2 separate regions of the Homo sapiens genome follow, and region 1 is linked to region 2. The links are chromatin loops, found by intact Hi-C in ENCODE. Cell type or tissue: natural killer cell. All regions are shown on one strand.

Evidence for each region. Peaks named below come from ENCODE experiments on the same cell type or tissue, not always from the same donor. Only the 100,000 strongest peaks of a DNase experiment are listed, where the experiment ranks them.
Region 1: it touches region 2 in a loop (6-fold over the local background); 2 of 110 quality-filtered maps call a loop at or near these places.

What each region holds. Positions count from the first base shown.
Region 1 is chr22:22,758,257-22,760,756 of GRCh38, reverse strand. It overlaps IGL and IGLV2-14. Among named protein-coding and RNA genes, the nearest start is that of LL22NC03-102D1.18, 48 kb to the right of the region's middle. In natural killer cell, no CTCF peak of the experiment used is centred here; DNase peaks (open chromatin) are centred at 1,166 and 2,126; H3K4me3 peaks cover 1,385 bases; H3K27ac peaks cover 2,380 bases.
Region 2 is chr22:23,136,538-23,139,037 of GRCh38, reverse strand. RSPH14 (radial spoke head 14 homolog) reads left to right here. Exons shown (of 7, transcript NM_014433.3): 3 at 96-198. LOC124905170 (U7 small nuclear RNA) reads left to right here and starts at 1,174; the gene lies at 1,174-1,233. RefSeq lists enhancers at 109-198, 749-888. In natural killer cell, no CTCF peak of the experiment used is centred here; DNase peaks (open chromatin) are centred at 537 and 997; H3K4me3 peaks cover 336 bases; H3K27ac peaks cover 2,500 bases.

The DNA of each region.
Region 1 (2,500 bases), 380 kb after region 2:
AAACTATTTGTTTATTTGTCATTCTCAGAACCTCCATGTTCTCTTCTGTTTTTGGCTGCAGTCAAATGCTGATATTAGTAACCTTCTCTCTGAGCCTGCCCTGGATATTCCAGCTTTGGTACAAACTATCTTGCCCACATGCCCATCCCTCTCTCTCAGACTTTTGCCTTAGGAGGAGTCTATTCCTGATAAATTAAAGCTCTCCCAAAACTCGGAGCAAGCAATGCAGATAAATGTTATGTGATTGTGACACGGGGTTGTCTTAAACCCATGATACAATCAAATAGATGATGTGAGCATGTTCTTATCCAATGAAAGACCTCAGGCTAATACAGGAGGTGAAATACAGTGACCCTCACAGAGAGATTCCCACCTAGATCATATTCTGGTGGAATTTTCAACCCTCAGATAACCCTACAAACCAGGGACTGTTCAACCACATCCTGTGGCCATCCCTGGCCTGACACCTGTTTTTGTATGGCCTAGAGCTGACAGTGGCTTTTATCATTTTAAATGGTTACATTGTAAATGATGCTATACATACCTATGGAATATCCCCAAAGTTGATTCTTGAGCCACAAAGACTAAAATACTTCCTTTTAAAATTTATTTTTATGTTCTTTAATTTAATAGAGATGAGAGTTCACTGTGTGGCCCGGACTAATCTCAACTCCTGGGAGCAAGCAATTGACCCATCCTACCCTTCCAACACACTTGGGATTACAGGCGTGAGCCACGGTGTCCGGCCACGAAGATTAAAATTCTTCTTATCTGGATATTTAAGAAAAAGTTTCCCAAATCCTAAAAAAGAAAAAGTACTGAACTATTTCTGAAAAGGCCCAAACTTAAGCAGAACAGGAGACTCAAAAATAAAACCATAACAGGTATCATTTTTGAGTCTGACAGGTTGGCAAAAACTTCCACTTTCAACAATGTACTCTGAACAAGTACTTCCGGCTGGCATTGAAAATTGGTAGAATCCCTCTGGAGGGGAATCTGACAACAACGGGTGAAAATTACACACACACATCTTTCTGACCCTCAATTTCACTTTTAGAAATGAATCCTGTGGTCATATTCACACAGGAACTCAAAGGAGGCTGCACAGGGATGTTCGCTGCATTGTTATTTAAGATCAAAGTTGTGGCGATAACCATCAGAATGTAGTTGCTAAAATTCTACCCACAGTGTGGGAGATGGTGATGCATGTAGGGTGAAGACATCCCTGAAAAAAGCAGTGACTGCATCAATCAGGAAGCTCCTTGTCACTGTCCCTGCATTTGAAGAGCTAACAAGAGTTGCACATTCAGGGACCGCGGCACACAAGCATCAGGAAGCTGTCCCTGTCCTGGATGAGAAACCACAGAGCGGGTTTCCTTTTGGAATTCATGGTGGAAAGGGAAGGAGCTGAGAGAGAAGAATTCTCAAGGCCGCACTGCAGGAAGCCGCTTGCACTGGGTGAGGAAGCATCTTCAGAGCAAGGAGGGGGCCTGAGAGCCCAGGGCAGGTTTTGGTCTCAGTTCCCCAGGAACTTGGACCACTGTGGAGAGTGCTGCTGCTTGTATATGAGCTGCAGTAATAATCAGCCTCGTCCTCAGCCTGGAGCCCAGAGATGGTCAGGGAGGCCGTGTTGCCAGACTTGGAGCCAGAGAAGCGATTAGAAACCCCTGAGGGCCGATTACTGACCTCATAAATCATGAGTTTGGGGGCTTTGCCTGGGTGCTGTTGGTACCAGGAGACATAGTTATAACCACCAACGTCACTGCTGGTTCCAGTGCAGGAGATGGTGATCGACTGTCCAGGAGACCCAGACACGGAGGCAGGCTGAGTCAGGGCAGACTGGGCCCAGGACCCTGGAAAGAGGGAGAAACACATGCCAGTGAGTCAGTGCTGGGCCCCGGTGAGCCTGAGGAGCAGGAGACCAAGGATCAGCCCAGAGGTCCCTGAAGCCCCTTCCCTGGAGGCGTCACCTGTGCCCTGAGTGAGGAGGGTGAGGAGCAGCAGAGCCCAGGCCATGGTGGAGATGTCCTGAGAGCGCTGCCTCCTGAGACCCCAGCACTGGGCCTGCCCCCAGCCCTGTCTTATCTCCTCTGCCAAAGAGGAGGGTGGGGCCTGCATGCAAATCTCCACCTTGAGCTCCTCCCTTCACCCCACCCTCACCTGGGCCTGGGCTCAGAGGCTTCTGCTTCCTTGGATAGTGGAGCTCAGCTGAGATTAAAGTCCTTGTTTATCTATTCTGATGGCAGGATCTTAATTTTTTTGTACCTGATTTGCTCAGGAGAAAGATCTGCTGAAGTCCCTTACCTGAGTGATCTTCTGGCCCTCAGTGTCTCTGCTGTGTGGTGCCTGTGTCTCTGTGACCCTCCAGGCCTGGGCACACCCTGCAGTGCCCTCTGCTTGGCACCCACCTCCAGGTTGTCCCTACTGTCAGGAAATGGGGCAGCCCGCCCCGTGGAAACCTCTGCTAGGTGGCATTGGTCCTGAGGGCCGCAGTCCTGAG
Region 2 (2,500 bases):
CCCAACTGGCCCACTTATTGACTTCTGGGTTGGTTGGTTTCTGAGACTGGCAAAAATTCAAGGGTTGGTTTGTTTGTTTTTTTTTTTTTTTCTAGGCTGTATGGAGAACCTGAAAGCTTTGCTGAAGGATAGCAACAGTATGGTGCGCATAAAGACCACCGAGGTGCTCCACATCACGGCAAGCCATAGCGTGGGCAGGTGGGATGCTGTTCTGGAAACCAGTGTGACGCTTGCGAGCCGCACTTCTCCCCTGGGTGGATGCACTTGAGCTGCTTAGAGTGCTCTGGAGTGTTGTCTGCCGCATCAGTTTTTGCAGGGGCTTCTATTTAGCCAGAGCAGGACTCTTTGTGGGGTGGTTTTGGTTGCCTCTGTGTGGATCTTATGGGGCCCTCTGTTCCAGACTGATTTTTATTTATTTTATGTTAGTTCCAAGCTCTGAGCGCTCTCTCTCTCTCTCTTTCTTTTCTTTCTTTTTTGAGACAGTCTCTCACTCTGTCACCCAGGCTGGAGTACGGTGACACGATCTCAGCTCACTGCAGCCCCTGCCTCTTTGGGTTCAAGCAATTCTTGTGCCTCAGCCTCCTGAGTAGCTGGGACTACAGGCATGTGTCATCACGCTCAGCTAATTTTTGTATTTTTAGTAGAGACTGGTTTCACCACGTTGGCCAGCCTGGTTTCAAATTCCTGGCCTCAAGTGATCTGCCTGCCTCGGCCTCCTAAAATGCTGGGATTACAGGCATGAGCCACTGCACCTAGCTGAGCTTCCCACTTTCAAGGTGGGAAGAAAGTTCAGATCTTACTTCTGCAACAATTTTGCCACTTCTTAGCTTTTTACAGAGAGCCCAGTTCCCCAACCCAGATCCCCACAGGGGCTGTGGCTTTGGCTCCTGTCCCTGTGAGGGTGTTAAAATAACATCCTCAAAGTGAGTATCTGGTCTGGTGGCCTCACTTCCTGTTCATGATGGCTGAGTTCTTGGTTTCTGGCACCTGGAAGTGTCCTTTTCCTGTGTAAGCACAGCTTCACTTTTTACACTTAAAAAAAATTTTATAGAGTATTTTAGTTAGGTGTTGGGGCAACAGGGTGAGGGTGGTTGGAGGTGCTTTCCCACATCAGCTGGGTTCACCCTCTTGACTGGCGATCAGTAGTTTTACTTTGTATTAGAAACAAAACCCCAGTGTTACAGCTCTTTTAGAATTTTTCTAGCAGGTTTTCCAGTTTTCACTGGAACCTCTCCCCACCAGCCCCCGTCCCCACCCCCCAAAAAAACAGAACCCCACATCACAAACACCCCCAAGCCCTGGCCCAGGTCTTTCGGATAAAGGGGGCCACTGCCCAGTGTGCACAGGCCCAGAAGGAAGAAAAGACAAGAAAGGCAAGGTGCTGACTGCCTTGGGGGTTGTTTGGTGTAAACAGGCAGCCATTCAGAGAGGCTTCAAATCGGTTCAGGATTTGAAGGGAAAAAAAACAGCAGGAAAGGTGACTTGACTCCTGTGTGCCCCTAACCTTTACTTAGAGCCCATCAAGCTCTAAGTAGCTGCCCTGAACTGCCCAGGTTGAAACTCTTCTGCCTCTTCTACCCACAGAAGTAGTGACAGGAAGGGGGAATGAGGATAGCAGCCCTGGGCTTGGCATCTTGTCACCTTGAGGAGTTAATTTGCATGACACCCCACGGACAAGAGAGCTTCCTGGCAGCCTGTTCCCTGCCCTCTTGCTTGCCTCTGGTGAGGAGGCACACAGGCCAACATGGTGAAACCAGTCTCTACTAAAAATACAAAAATTAGCTGAGCATGATGACACATGCCTGTAGTCCCAGCTACTCAGGAGGCTGAGGCACAAGAATTGCTTGAACCCAGAGAGGCAGAGGCTGCAGGGCATCTCATAAAACCCAAAGTCACTCAGCCCTGCTAGTCCCCAAGCTCTCGCTGCCTTGGTGGCTGATCCTGTGTGCAGCCCCGGCCCTGTGTGAACCGTGCATGTGTGTGTGGAGGTGGTGCCATGGCTAGCACCCTAATTCACATGCTTTGTACCAAGAAGGGCAGGCTGGCACTGCAGACAGACCAGTGAAGTAGGGACACAAGCCCCAGCCTTTTGGGGGGCCCACTCTTTCCTGCTCTGTGATCTGGGCAACAATCCTAATCCCAGCCTCACTCTGCAGATCTTAGATGACCCAGGCAAGGTGCTTTAAAAGGTTAGGGGCACACAGGAGTCAAGTCACCTTTCTTGCTGGTTTTTCCTCCCTACTTTTCTGGACCTGATGTGGACATTAGGTAGTAATCCCCAGTTAGGGGGGACAGATGCTGAGAGGACAGGTCCCTGAAGCCTGAGCAATTATCAGGTTAGTGCAAAAGTAATTGCAGTTTTGCAATTAAAAGTAGTGGTAAAAACCGCAATTACTTTTGCATCAACCTACTTATAATGAATGGTAGTAAGGATTTGTTTAGCAGCACCTAGAGTGCCTAAGCCAGGGGTCCTGGCTGTGCCCACATTAGCAAGGCAGGA